Regions from separate parts of the Mus musculus genome. Here region 2 is linked to region 1. Evidence: chromatin loops called from intact Hi-C (ENCODE). Cell type or tissue: left cerebral cortex. All regions are shown on one strand.

Region 1 (8,000 bases):
CCCAGTACAGGGAAACACCAGAAACACCAGGACCAGGACACAGGAGCGGGGGGGGGGGGGGAATAAGGGACTTTCAGGATAGCATTTGAAATGTAAATGAAGAAAATATCTAATAAAAAAAAACCAAATCAAGTTTCAGTTCAATAGATGGCTGTGAGCATCCACTTCTGTATTTGCCAGGCACTGGCAGAGCCTCTCAGGAGACAGCTATATCAGGCTCCTGTCAGCAAAATCTTGTTGGCATCTGCACTAGTGTTTGGGTTTGGTGGTTGTTTATGGGATGGATCCCCAGGTGGGGATGGAGCACAGGGTCCCCAATGAAGGAGCTAGAGAAAGTACCCATGGAGCTGAAGGGGTTTGCAGCCCACTAGGAGGAAAAATATGAACTAACCAGTACCCCCCAGAGATCCCAGTGAATAAACCACCAATCAAAGAAAACACATGGTGGGACTCATGGCTCTAGCTGCTTATGTAGCAGAGGATGGCCTAGTCAGTCATCAATGGGAAAAGAGGCCCTTGGTCCTATGAAGTTTCTATGCCCTAGTGTATGGGAATGCCAGGACCAGGATGTGGGAGTAGGTGGGTTGGGGGAGCTGGGGGAGGGGGAAGGGGATAGGAGATTTTCAGAGGGGAAACTAGGAAAGGGGATAACATTTGAAATGTAAATAAAGAATATATTTATAATTTAAAAAATCAAGTTTCAGAAGGATAATTGAGTAAATTCCCTATCTCTTTTTGCTGCAAGTCACCAATTGAATGCAACAGACAGTTAAAATATTTGCTGCCCCTTGCATATGGGCTTAGAAAGTTGCTGCAGCATATGTCACCCCAAGATAGCATAAAAAAGTGACTCTACCTTTGTTGCACAGCTGGGCACTCAGCTGGTGTCACATGACCAGCTGTAGACTATACTCAGGAAAACATGATCCTTAGAGGAATGGAAGCGAGCCCTGGGAGTCAAGTCTGGAGCGAACACAATTTATTTTTTTCTGAAGCACTAAACCAAGAGATGGAAGGGGAGACAGGGATACTGAATTTCTTATAACTTAAAAAAAAAGTTTACAATATCCATGTGTTGTATTAATTTAAAAAGGAATTGATTTAAATGTAATTGATTTGTACTAAAGAGCTAAGGGTCCTACTTTTTTCAGCATTCACTAAAATTTCTAATTCTAAAGATAATCACTTGGGCACTTGTTTGTTTGTTTGTTTGTTTGTTTGTTTGTTTGTTAAAATAAGGTCTCGCAGTGTAGTTCAAGTTATTCTCTAATTCATTATGTAGCCCAAATATGTTCTGAACTGGAAGCAATCCTCCTGCCTCGGGTTCCTTGATGGGAAGAGTATTCTAAACAAGAACACTGTGGCACATCGAGAGATTAAATGCAAAACAAAAATATTTAACAATTGAGCACTTGTTTTCATCATCATCACTTGGAAGGAGGAGAAAATTTTTCTACCAGGTAAATTTCATAACACACAGGGGATTCATTAATTTTTGAAGAGATACCATTTATATTATGTAAATGACTGCTTACTGTTGCCCAATCACCTTCAAGACAGTTAGAAGGATCCAAGCTGTTTCATTTTCATGCCTGCCTTCTTGTCTGCCAGGCACTTTTAGAGGTTTAGACGTGTGCCACCTTTTATTTTGATGGCTTCCCAAATCATCGAAATCATTCGAGGCCTACTCAATGACACTCCAGTTGGTTTATTTCTCATCCTTTTGTAGCAATCAAGTTGTTACTATCTGCTTGCAGGAAGAGTACACAGAATTTAGTGAATTTCAATGCACTAATTCCCAGTGGCATATAACTGCTATGGGAAAGTTGAAGCCCCTGAATCACCAAGGCTTTATGCCCCATTAAGAAAGAGGTTTCCATGATGCACTTCTCTATTAAGTCGATGTTTCTTAGGCAAGCTTGATTACATTGGGGCAGAACAGACGATGGAGCATTTAACGGAAAGCAAGACTGCACTGGAACATAATCGAATAACAGAAATCACTTTTCGTTAAATTAATTCTGCAAAAAAAAAATCATTTCAATTAGTCGCATGCAGACAGAGAGGGTCTGGTGAAGTGTGGGACTGAGATGGTCATGCTGGCAGTGTCCAGGATGGATACAACTAAAAACGACAGTGCCCGTGCCCAGGCTCACCTCCTTCCCCATGTTCTTTTGTGCCTTGTTATCGTTTTCTGTATTTTTCCATCTCCCCAGAGGCTTTGTCCTGTTAAATATGCCTATGGCACATACTTCATAGATGGGAGCTGATGATCAAGGTACAGGATTTAACTCTACCCCCTCTGCACAAGAAAATGGGACCAGTATTTCTGTTCCTCTTGTAATGGAAGTTCAGTACAAGAGCAGTTTCCCAAGTCATGCAGACAGAGAGCCCACTGTTTTTGCGACTTTACTACGCTGTCATTTCACAACACACTACCCATCAGCCTTGTCTCTTCCTTTCCCAGACTTTTACAACCAGACTCCCAACAAAGGTCCTTTGTAGAGGACCCAACAAAGACCAGCCTCAGCTAGTCCACCCAAAATGCTCATCCCTATGTCCACAGTGCAGTTACTGCCTTTCCATCTTGCCCTTGCCCTTAAACCACTGATATCCTGTGAAAAAAATATGGAGGTGGTTCAGTCTCTGCGAGCCCCCCATGGCCCATTTTATTGACTCTATAGGTCTCCTGTCCTTGACCCCTCTGGTCCCTCAATTCTATCCTCCACTCTTCTACAAGACTCCTGGAGCTCCACCTGATGTTTGGCTGTGGGTCTCCCCATCTGTTTCCATCCACTGCTGGATGAAGCCTCTCACGAGACAGTTATGGTAGACTCCTGTCTGCAAGCACAGAAGAGTATCATTACTACTGTTAGGAGTTTGTTCTCTCACGGGGGCTGGACCTAAATCCCCTACACATTTGTAGCAGATACGCAGCTTGGTCTTCACGTGGGTCCTCTAATAGTTGGAGCAGAGGCTGTCAATGATTCTGTTGCCTGCCATCACTGGATTGCCCAGTTGGACCTCTGTGGAAGAGGATGCACTTAGTCCTGCTTCGACTAGATATCCCAGAGCTGGGTGGTGCCCAAGGGAGTCTTCCCCTTTTCTAAGGAGGGGAGGAAAAGATAAGGGCAGGGGGGGAGGAATTTGTAAGGGCGAGACTAGGATGAGAGGAAGGCAGGTGTGATTGGGATATAAACTGACTAAATAAATTAATGAAAAAATGTGGAAGGTGATTAGATTCAAATAAGATGGGAAAGTCATTATTTGCTAGATCTGAATTCACGCATGCACCAAGCTTGTTTTGGTTTCAACCTTGGATGCCTTTTTCCTGAATCTCACCTGTGCTTTAGAAGCCCGTGTTGGCTGTCTGTTGTTGCTAAAATGAGGAATAATTCCTGCCTATTAGCAAGTGAGTTTACCTCCAGGAAACCACTGAAAATCAGTAGAAATCAGAAGAGCTTCAGCAGGAGCCTAAATTAATCTACAGGAGCCTTTCAGAGCTGTGAGCAGTATGAGTCCCCACACAACAAGGTCAGCCCAGTCACGATTTTGGCTCTGCTTTTAAAGTGGAAATGATTTCTGAAAGACAACTTGCCTGTTGATTTATGTTAGGGAGTGGGGGTGGCAAAAAATAAATAAATAAAACAACAAAACATTAAGAAAATATGACTAATCAAGAGCCATAAGCCTGGAAAACAGAAGCGCCTGATTAGTGATGCAAAGCTGGGATCATGTCTTCTTGTATTTGTCAAAATGGGGAACATAAAATCCTGCTAACCTATTCAGCTAGCTGAAAGGTTTCCATGACAACGGTGGGAACACGGAACATTCAGTCCCCTTGTCTTCAAAAATAACCTTTCAGTATAGGCGAGAGATTGTTAAAGGCACTAACCCGCTTCACCTGGGTAGTCCAAGGTAACTATAGCTGACCAGAATCTTGGTCTCTTTCTACTCAGTAAGAACATCGAAAGGTCTGTTTATCCTATAGCTCAGAACAAAATTGAAGGTGATTCAGCCCACAATAAACTATGCTTGGTTTCAGAAGGTTAAAGTTTTTTCAGTTTGTACACTCATTAGCTCCCCCGCCCCCATGCCTTGACACAGGAATGAGAACTCACTCCTATGCAGGACCTTGTATATATATAAAACTTGGGGGTTTCTTTTTACTTGCTCTTTAAAGGCAGTTAAGTTGAAAAGAGAAAATGCAATTATCTTATAATTTTTTCCTGCCTCAACACCTTTTCTGATAAACAATATAGAGAAAATTAAGAAATAAACATATATGAGCATATATCTATCTGTATTCCTATGTAATGTACATACTGTATCTCTATTTTAATTTTTAACTAACATATTTCTTAAGTCAGACTACATGGGTAAGCATAGATTATGGATGAATGTCATCAAATATGGGAGATCATCATATGGTGGTCATGTTTCCAAGCGTGGGTCTACAAAGAACCAAATCATACTTTAATGAGTACGCTGGTGCAATTAACCTACCTCATTTGGCATTCCTGTTTCTCCAAGAGCGAGGTTCTGATCAGGCCTATTGGCTGCCAATCCAACGTGGAGCCTCTCTTCCCCGGTTTAGTCGACCTCTGCCCAGGAGGCACGTTTAGTTCCAAGTGCTTCAAATGGTAGAATCGATAGAGTCCAGGGGACCACCACATCAGCCTTTATGGTGAAAGACATCTTTGAGAACTCCACTTGAGGATAGACAATTCCATATCTTCTTTCTAAGACATAGTCTCCATGGAGTTGCAAGAAGGGACAGAAGCAGTAAGGGGAAGGGCATGGTGGAGACATTGAAAAGAATGAAATATACCAAGCAAACTTGAGACTGCTCTGTGATCTCAGGTGTCAGTGAGGGGCTAGAACTTGAGTCCACCACCCCCCCCCCAATATTTTTATTTATAGGAATTCTAAATAGCAAAGACTTTTTTTCCCAAAATGTAATAGCGGAAGCTACAGAGGAGGAGTTCTTTTTCACTTTTGAAACATTCCTCAATTCTGTAGCCTACATGGGAGCTAATCACAAGGACTCCCTCTTTGTTCACTTACTGTGAAGGAGCTGTGCTGTTCCTAACCCTGGGAAAGGGAGGACTCAGAATCACTCAGACTCTCTGTGGATGCAACTCATCCTCTTGGCACCTGCACTGCACTTTATATTGGATTCTAAATCAGCAGGAGAAGCCTTGTGGTGGCAAAATGAAGAGTTGGGCTGGCGTGACTTAGAGCTCTAAGTGTAAGCATCTCTATGAAACAGTGAGTATCCAGGACTTTCCCTTAAAGTATGCCATGTAAAACCATTCATTGATTATTCCCATTTTTTTGTGTTGCAATTTTTACCTTTACAACTTATTTTGCCTGATATGTAAAATTTCCAAGACTGGAAGGACTTTGAAATTTAGATTTCCTTTCGCTGTTATTAGTATTTGTTATATTTCACTTTAAACAGCTGCATATTTCAGAGAAAGAGGGATCACAAATTTGATCCACTACAAACATCCAGTTGCTTGCATATTCAACTACGTGTTCTATTTTCAGTATTTGGGAACATAACAGTCACAGTGAACACTGTCCTACCATATTCTATAATATCCATTCTTCCAAATAGTTCAAGTTTTAACTATTTATATGTTTTAGAATAATAATCTGGTTCTTAAGGTTTGCTAATATAAATAGTCCTCTGTCAAATATTTCACTATGCAAATTTTATTCCTACCTTCTGACTACATCTCAATGTAATTTTGTGATACTCCTCATAGGCAATACACAGAGACCAAAAGGAGGGCTGTAGCCAACAATGACTACATATAGCAAGATTATATGAATCATTAGTGCAAGGCTCTCTAACTCATTCAGTAATTATCCATAAATGGAATATGTAGAATTTAGATGACCTACCTACAGAATCCTAGGGAAGGAAAAAAAGATCAAGAGAACTCATGATGTGTTGGCTTTAAAAGGCTTAAGAACTTCCCTTTTTATAAACACATCTATTATTTATGTGCCGTATTCGTGAACATTTCTATCCATCATGTTATGCAGAAGCTTTGCAGAGTGAAATCCTCCCAGGCAGCTTCTAGTCATCTGGGGCATCCTAAGCTGCTATATTTATTCATGTTTCAATGAACATGCTAAATAAGAATTTGGCAGGATGATGCAAGAGCCATGGATACTCAGCTCCGTTCTTAAGCTTAGAGTCAGGCACTATTTCTCTGGCTAGGTTATTTCCTACCCGTCTTCTGTGCAGAATATAAGGTGAATAGGATTCACTCCCACACCTGGGAGTCAGCCAGACCCGAAAACCACAATGTGATATACTTGGGAGAAAATTTATCCTGTGAGGGGGAAAGCAAAGTGGCAGTTAAAATTCTGACTGCCATCCTGGTCTTCCTGAGTTGCCAGTTGTATGAACCTGTGCTAGTCAGGGCTTCACAGCACTGTGGAATAAATGACTATACCCTTGCTCTGCTGGAGACATATAGCCTAGAAAAGGAGGAAGTGCTCAGAAAATAAACAATTGCAAAAAGAAATTATATAAGAAAACAGATTAAGGCTTCTTGCTGTGTGTGAAACATGCTGATTGCCAGCATATGATTGTTGAAGGCTGTCTCCGCCCATAAAGACTTAGACCCTCTTAAGATACTCAAACACACACAAAATCAATGAAGGCTGGCCAATTTTTTTCTCTAAATATAACTACATATTATATATACACAAACACAGCATACATTGAAGATTTTGTATACATGCAGATGCATACATTTATATGCATTCAAATATTTGTATATATACATAAATATAGTTTTCTTTTTTGTTTTTTATTTCGTGCATTTATTTGTGAGTGTGTATATATGGGTGATCATGCCAACAATATTCATGTGCAGGTTACTGGAAAACTTGTGGAAGTTGATTCTCTCTTTTATTCCATGGGTACTGAGATTCAGCTATGGTCATCAAACTTTGCAACAAATGCTTTAACTTGCTGTGCTGTTTCCCCAAACCCCATGAATATACTTTCCATCCACCTAACCTAGATGGAAAGTAGCCCATCTCTCCTTGCCTTTGAGTTCTCTTCTTCCCTGGGTTTTTATTTAAGAGCAAGAAATGTAAATTCTTGCCTCAGGTCTAAAATCTGCTTTTTGTCAGTTTTCTGGCCAATGAAATTTACTTAACAATACCAAGGAAGCCCCAGGTTTTATTTTTCAATCTGTGATGTAAAGATTAAGACTAATATGTAAGTATCAAATTAGTGTTCTTTGGCTTTGAATGTTCTATTTTAAATATTGGTGTTTGGGTTGCTGAAAATTAAGTGAGTTTTGGCTTGGAGATAGACAGAACTTCAATTTTTGAATGGCCCTGAACAAGCTTCAGCCGTTTTTGTGCTTATTTACATGATATCATATTCTCACCATTATATCACAGCTATAAAAAATACTGGTAAACGTTGAATGATATCAAAAGTGTTCTGTATCCTACAATATTCAATCTCCAGCCAAGATTTAATCCCTTCTGCAAAACAAAGCTAGCCCATCTCATTAATAAATAGTAAAAATTATATAAAAGGCAAAAAGAACAATACCATCTTAGAGGGATTTGCATATAGGTTGTTGTGTATATAAAAAATATTTAACAAAGTTGCTGGCATGTTGTTAAGAAATCAATTAATGTTAGAATCACAATTAGTAATTAAATTACCTTAGTAAAATGGCCATCTACAGACATTGAGCCCATTATCATCACCCTCCCTCTGGGATCATGTAATTATTAGAGACAATTTGCTGAGTTCTGTTAAGGAGTACAAAGTCATCTGTGTATAGATGGAGGTTATTTTCTGCAGCTGCCTATGCAGTATTAAATATGGCAGGTGCTCCATCCAACTGCCTCCTGCTGCCTAAGTGGTATTTCCTCTCCGTGTGCACTATCCTCACCACTGTAAATATCGCATCACCCCCAGTTCAACTTCAACATATGGAGAAGATTATTGC
Region 2 (8,000 bases), 54 kb before region 1:
CAGGAGATGTAAATAAGAAATTGATAGAATACAGATTAAACCCTAAGAAACTGGATTTGGAAACAGAAATCAAATTAGCCACTGTGGTACATAAAAGGAGGGTACAGTGCTAACACATAGCAATGAGACAGGGATTTTTGGAAATTGGGAATGATTAGAATATGAATAATTTTGAAGAACATGTAGGAAAAGTAATAGGTTCCCTCGAACAAAGAGATGGCAGAAATATAGATGTTAAATACTATTGTGATGGTTGAAGTTAGGAGCATGGTAGTATAAACATGATATCTGCTCAGAGAATAACTGTGCCATCTTAAGCAAACAGTGGGTAGAGTTATGGTTGCTAAAAGCACTTCTGATGAGGCTTCAGAAGGGAAATGAGGATGGTGAAAGGAGATTATTATGATATAATTACAGAAAACTTACCTAAATTGCATCCTACCATTTCTGAAGAAAGTGAAATTTGTAAGCAATGAATTTAGATACTTAGGAGATTCCTAAGTAGAATGTTAAAGATGAGTCCTGGTTTCTTGTTGCTTATAGCAGTACGAATACAAGAAGGAGTTTTTTTTAAAAAATTAAGAAAGCCATGTTCATCAGAAAGGAACCAGATTTGATGATTTGGAAAATTCTCAGCTTATCCAGATTTCAAAAAATGCTAAATTAGGAACTTGTTAGGAAAGTAATAAGAGCCCAGGTGAAAGCCAAGCAAGGACTGTTATGTTAGTGATGCTGATAACCTGAATTCAGATTATCAAGTCACAGATGGGTAATCTTAAAGCTATTATATGCACTAGCTACTAGATATATCAGAACAGGAATGAGATTATTTAAGAGAGCCTCTTATTCATCCAAATCTTAGGTGTGAATCTTGAGCACTCTAGAGAACTTACAATTGTAGTCTGCATAATGTATTCTCACAAAGATACCCATGTTTTAATTTTCAGACCTGTGAATATGTCCCTTTCTGTGGAAAAATTGATGTGCAGAAGGGCATAGCTAAGAATCCTGAAGTAGTAACATTCTTCTTGATTATTTATTGGTCCCAGTGTGGGACTTTTACAAAAAATGGACATGGGGGTGACAGAGCATGAGCTAATACAATATAGGGTATACATATAGGTATTGCATATATATTACTTACATGGTTATACCATAAACATCTGAATTGATGAGACCTGGAGGATACTATGTATCTGAGTTGATGTTGAAATGGGTTGAGGCTTCTGTTGCTGTTGAGACAGAGTGACTTTATGTAGAATCTTTACTTCTTTATATTTTCTTTTTCTTTATTCCAAGTGGCAACTGCAAAAGACAAGCAGGTAGGTTTCCCCTATAAGCTTGATAAGAAACTGGTCCTGACAATATTTCAGTTTTAACCTTGTAACCCTCACTTAGACTTCATGGGATTTTGAGTCTGATTTACAAAGGGTAAAGACAGTTTCCTTATTATTATTATTTTATGTTTTTGTGTTTTAGTGAATGTAATGAATGACCTACAAAACATTGAAGAATTTATCTCAATATTTTTATTCACAGTTACTGAAGTGGATACTATTACCACAGGTAGTGTCATCTTTGAATTCCTAGATGTCACAGAAGTCTAAGTAGCATACAGTTATTAAATAAATATGTGCTAACTTGGAATAAGCACACCTGTACTTGCGTGTGTGTGTGTGTGTGTGTGTGTGTAGCTAAAGTCACACCTATAGCCAGTGTTGTCTTATGTTAGCTAAATATTTAGAAAATCAGCTTAAGAGCATTGACCTAACTCTACTTATTTACATAAGATAAAATTCTTTTTTAACTTCTCCCTTGCTCACTTCTCAGGTGGTAAGAATGGTTAATAAAACATTATCCATCTACTGTAACCATTTGTTGGTTTTGCAATTTAAAACATCACACAAATTGACACTTAAGTGAGGAAACTGTTTTCTTACCTCAAATGAATGACCTTAACGTTCATCATTCAAATGTCTGAATGCTTCCTCCCTAAGCCAGCAATGCCTTTTAAATGTGTTATATATTATGGAAATGAAGTATGGGAGAATGGTCAAATGTCCTATACACACATTTAAATACAGTCTTTAATTTCATAGGCACTTTACCTTGAAAATTGCCACTGCTATACTTTTTTTTCTACAAAATGAATCCAAACCATCTCTGATTTTATGTATTCCAGTAAGTCATGGTTATTTCAGATCCTGCCTGGATCCTCTCTCTTTAGATTAAAAAACTGACAGGATTTATTCTGGAATTCATGAAACTATTCAGTCTTTGTTTTTTATTCCAAAATAATGAGGTCGTAAGGAACACAGTACAGAGCAGACCTCTGTTCGTGGTCACTCCTTGAGAAAGGCCAGTCTTTCTACCAAGCAATTCATCATCAATTTGGGAAAGGGTTTCTTAAACCAGATAATGGAGATACATAATATATATAATTGCATAATATAAAGCAAATATATCACCCCAAACTCTAGATATCATCAAGGAGGAACAATTACAACCAATGTTATAAATATGTAATAAGGAACTCATATCTTGTTCCAGTATTTTAGATTACAACCATATGACAACTACTTGTTTCAGATTAAATGGTCTAAAGGATATCCATGTGGCCTTAAAGAATGGCCAATAGTTCTCTTTCTGGCCCAGCATTTACCAATGTGGTCTGTCCTTACTCCTCAAGAAACTATGTCCAATCTATCAGTCTTTAATATGTTGACCTTGAAAAAAGGGGTAGAGATTTTGGCTTAGTTTTGATTGTCTTAAGTATTTTTGAAGGATCTCCATAAAGTAAGGAAACCAAGGTTTCATATTCTGCCTAACATAGGGTTTCACAGACCACACACTCTTCTGGCAGAGAGAAACAAACATTTAAAAAGTATCTCGAGAACAAGGCTAATACAGAATTGGCACCACTGATACTTCCTGTGTATAAGACAAAAAGCAAACTTTGTTTGTTTGTTTGTTTGTTTGTTTGTTTTTCTGAAACAGGTTCTAATAAACCCAATGTAGCCAACATGGCTTTTGAGCTTCTGATCTTACTGACATAGTCTTCCACGTGTTGAGATTATAGACATGAACTACTGTACCTACTTGACTGAAGAGTGACTTCACATCCTCCATGGCCAGTCTAAAGGACTCTTTCCCACCACCAGAGAAATCTTATTATAAGCCTCCATCTGTACTCATTCTTTGAACGGACTACCTCATTACAAAACAAAGAAGCAGACAGTGGCTTCCTGGTTGTGAGGTTGTCCAGGTGCTATTCATCTGCTTATAACACAAGGGCCCCAGAGGATAGGTATTGTGTTCATTCTTTCTCTAAGTGAACACAGTGTCTATGAAGTGGTTATTCAAGGACTGAAACAGAAACAAAATGAGTTCTCTACTGCCTCCGCTGTCTAAGCACGTCTTTGACATGAACAGTTCTCATTACGTGGGCATTTAAGTATTCCATAAGTCCTCACACACTCAATCGCCTACAAACTATGCAACTAAAGCAAACAAACTGTCTCAAGCATTCATATACTGGGAGAAATTGGTTTTTCTCCTTATGGCACTCCATGTCTTTAAAGATACATCTGCTGCCTTTCTACTTCAAGAAGTGATTTGTGAATGTCCACCTTATACAGAGTCTTTCAACTCATAAGGGTATTATAATGATTAATACTTAGGGATCAAATAGCACTTGCTGCCATTCTTTTGATATAATTTATCCAATGGGAAAGTCTGATGTTTCTATTATTTCATTCACAAAATTTTGTTGTCTATCTTTAAAATCTACTTCTTCCCTGAATACCCTGGCATATCACACAAATGTTGAATTGTCAGGAGAAGAAGTAATGAGTAGAAATCTTTTGGAGTGGTTAGGGCAGAGAGAGGGACATGATGAAGCTTGAATACTTGCCTTTGCTGTTAAGGCCAGTCATCGATTCTTTCTATGTGTCAGTGTTGAGAGGACAGAGACACACAACTTGATGCTGCTGCCCTCATTAGCCTGAGAAGTTTCCCTAGGCTCAGGCCAAACTGGTATTCATGGATTCAATGATGTAAAGGATTTCAAGACTGGTCAGTTTAGTGAAACAGAGATGGTGATTTTGAAATACTGATGTTTTAATATAGACTTGAGTATTATGGTTTAAAGAAGGAGGGGTAAGAAAACAGCAAGGCAAACATTCAGTTGGAGGCTATATGCTTTCCTATGACACAAAGTAGAACAAAGTGAAATGTACCAAGCATAGACACGGGCTTCTCCAAGAGACAGTAAGCAATTAACAATCTTAGTGCTGGCCATGTATTTCAGCTTAATGGCTCTCGTGATACATCTCAAATGGTTGCTATGAACCATTTATCCCTTCTGTCTTGATAAGAGTGATAGGAGGTGGTTTCAAAGATGCTTTAGATGAAATTGTAGTCCAATAAAATAAAACCAGATGCCACTAGGATTTTCCAATGGAAATTTCCCAATGGGTAGTACATTCTCTCTCTCTCTCTCTCTCTCTCTCTCTCTCTCTCTCTCTCTCTCTCTCTCTCTCTCTTCCCCTCCCTCCCTCTATCTCTCTAGGGGTTTCTGGTGTGATTCCTAGAAAAGTGTTGCACTGGAATCCATTTTTACGTCATTAGCAAGGACTCCAACTGGATTACAGGATGAGGGGCTTCTTTCTCCTTTTCCGGTTCCTAAGATTTTTTTTCTGCTCTTCTATCCTGCCTCACTTTCTGCAACTGTTCTGATAAAGGGGGTACCCTGGTTGCTGATGGCAACCTGCATTTGTGACACAAGAACTGCACAAAGCTTATTTTCTCTAGGGAGAAAGACTGCACACGGTCTATTTTTCCTTTGATGGTCCCATGGGCACAGCACCAGATTGCCATGCATATTGAGTCTTTTCTCATCCCATCGAGACATCACAGCTGCCCCCTCAGAGCGTAGGTGGAGGGACAAATGGATGCTCACAGTACTGCTCTTGGCTCAACTCCCATGCTGCTCCGAGCCTTTTCTATTTGTTCATTCTAGGCTTGAGAAATGAAAATGACCTCAGAGGACCTTCCAGAGGTCTGAGAGAAAAGTCTTGACAAACAGGTGGGTTAGAAACCAACTCAGTAATCTCACTGCAGTTTGGAAACTCCTTGTCTGGAACCAGGGCTGTGGAACAAAGGCTAGAAAAAGAACGTTGGGGTTGACCTTGAGATGGAAGGAGATGGATGCATTTGAATGCAATTATTAAACCTCAGTGGTCTTAATGAAGGGGTTGCATTGTCTGGAATTGCTTCTATAGATGGTGTGCTAACTCATAAGTCCTGAGATGGGGTGGATGAGTTCTGGGCTCACACCGCAATCTGTGCCACATACAGACTGTACACTGTGACTTCTCATTCACTGCATTTGAAGGTCAAAATCAGAAACATAGAAAGGGGACATGGTGACAAGCAGGAAATGACTGAGATGATTAGAGATCAAATCTTTAGAAGTTGCATGTGGGTAGTTTTATCTCCATCAGAAAAGGACCTTTGACAGTCTATGGAATTCTTCCATTCATTCTCCTCCTATGAAACTCTACAAATGTATTTGTCCAGAAAAGTATCCACTCAGTCAAGCACTGTTCCCTTGGCTCACACTGGCCTTTAATCTGTATCTAGACATATAAATTAAGTTTATTAGTATCTATTGGGGTTTTGGAGTTGTTAAACACAAATGAAGTAAGCATATGAATTTTTGATGGAGTTTTAGAAACCTTTTCCATCCTTCTTCACTATTTTGTATGCGCACAGACACACATGTCTATCTACGGCATCCATAGTTCACATGGTTGGCTTGTGTGTGAAATCCCTGGAGAGAACATTCTTGTGACTGAGCCTCTAAACCCTCATGAGAGAATTAAACAAATGTACACTGACATGTTCAGGGTTTCTCTGTGTAGCCTTGGCTGTCCTGGAACTCACTCTGTAGACCAGGCTGACCTCCAACTCAGAAATCCGCCTGCCTCTGCCTCCCAAGTGCTGGGATTAAAGGCGTGCGCCACCATGCCCGGCACAAAACATAATTTTTAAGAAGAGAAAGCACTAAGATTACTAAGAAATTTAGAGGCAAATGTAGCAGAAGATATTAAAGTTGCCAATTTCTCAGTTTTCTACAACTGAGTCAATTCAAAAGAAGTGTGACTAAGTCACATTTATTCCATCTGTTATGTCGCATGTCCGTTACATCACATATCCATTACGTTGCATGACTACTTACTACATCACATGGCTGGATTTGGTATGTCATTTTTATAGGATACATTGGCTTGTGAGGATTTAGGGATGCCTTTATGTCTAAGTATCCATTTTTCCTAGATTTCCTATGCCTTAATTTTGTCAGAAATGAATGCATGCACATAACTTATTTCATCTTAATCTTAAAAGCAGTTGAGTTTAATTTTTCTATGAAAGCACATACTGAATTATCTTCTCAAGTCTATGAAGCATGTGGGTGAGTCCAGGAGACCTTGCTCTTAGCTTTCATACTCTCTCTCCTTGTGGCAGCCTCTTCCCAAGTATGTACATCTGAAGCAGAGCCTCTCATCCTGCTAACTGCTTATCATCCTCTTTTTCTCTTTAAGGTTCTTCTATTCCAAATCATGAAAGGCTACTGTAAAGGAAGAAGATGTCTTCTTTGTAGTGTTCAAAAAAACCTATCTTTAGAAAATTATGACAAATATGAGGTATTCTAGCAAATGTTTACTGTTTGCGCAAAGCTATCTTCCCTTTTGCCCATTCCCCCTCAATTTTCTAGCACATACTTCAAACACCATCCAAGAGTATATGCCCAGAGTTAGCTAAGGTCTACAAGCTTAGCTACAAAAAAACAAAAAAAAACAAAAAAACAAAAAAAAAACCTATCAGAACTTTCTTTTTACTTTTCTTTTCTTTTTAATTTATTCATTTTACATCTCAGTAACTGTCCCCCCTACCAGACACCTCCTCCAACAACCTCTCTATCTATCTCCCCTCCCCTTCTTCTCCAACCTGTTGCGGCTCCTTCTGGGTGTCCCCCCATCCTGGCACTTCAAGTCTCTGTGGGGCTGGGCATATCCTCTCCCACTGAGGCCAGATAAGACAGCTCAGCTAGAACATAGCCCACAGATAGGCAACAACTTTTGGGATGGCCCCTGCTCCAGTTCTTTGAGACCCACAGAAAGCTACACATCTGCTATGTTTGCATGTGGTGGGGTGTCCAGCCTGCGGATGCTCTTTGGTTGGTAGGATTTTCTTAGTGAAAACCTTCACAATCAAGTAATAGAGTCACAAAATTAAACACTGGTGGATTTAAATATATGAGGTGACCTTAAGGATTTGGATTTTCATTTTGCCAGGGAGGGACTTGTTCTATTTTATTCAGACTATGATAGAGAATCAGGGTAAAGAAAACAGAATGGTTAATCTGGTATGAGAGCACAGATGAAATGCTTACTGTCAAGATTTTGTTCATTGTTTGCTTATACTACATGGGGGCTCCTAGTCCTGGAATAATCTACAAATAACCCACTAAAGAATTCCAAAAGTAAAAATATACCTCTCTCCATAAGAGCTGGATAGCCTTTTTACCCCCATAAAGCTACAATAGCCTCACACATTTTTCCAACACATACTTTCTCTTGTTCAGCATTACCACTGTGTCTCAAGTCCATGAACAAGATGGTCTAAAGGTCTTCATTTAATCCTTTTTTTCAAACACAGCAAGTGTTGCCTTTGAAAATGAAATCAAGGAGCTGATAATTATTCTTTTTTTTAATTGGATATTTTCTTTATTTACATTTCAAATGTTATCCCCTTTCCCAGTCCCCCCTCCGAAGAACACCCTCCCCCATCCCCTCCCTCTTCCCCCTGCTCACCAACCCACCCACTCCTGCTTTCTGGCCCTGGCATTCTTCTACACTGGGGCATACAGCCTCAAAGGACAAAGGGCCTCTCCTCCCATTGATGTCCAACTAGGCCATCCTCTGCTGCATATGCAG

Evidence for each region. Peaks named below come from ENCODE experiments on the same cell type or tissue, not always from the same donor. Only the 100,000 strongest peaks of a DNase experiment are listed, where the experiment ranks them.
Region 2: it touches region 1 in a loop (3-fold over the local background); 3 of 42 quality-filtered maps call a loop at or near these places.

Annotation. Positions count from the first base shown.
Region 1 is chr5:71,966,825-71,974,824 of GRCm38, forward strand. The region is part of intron 4 of Gabrb1 (gamma-aminobutyric acid (GABA) A receptor, subunit beta 1); the gene reads left to right. Among named protein-coding and RNA genes, the nearest start is that of Commd8, 200 kb to the right of the region's middle. In left cerebral cortex, no CTCF peak of the experiment used is centred here; DNase peaks (open chromatin) are centred at 3,734, 5,158 and 6,198; H3K27ac peaks cover 4,039 bases.
Region 2 is chr5:71,912,481-71,920,480 of GRCm38, forward strand. The region is part of intron 4 of Gabrb1 (gamma-aminobutyric acid (GABA) A receptor, subunit beta 1); the gene reads left to right. Among named protein-coding and RNA genes, the nearest start is that of Gm38562, 210 kb to the left of the region's middle. In left cerebral cortex, a CTCF peak has its summit at 3,395; DNase peaks (open chromatin) are centred at 3,456 and 4,925; H3K27ac peaks cover 2,215 bases.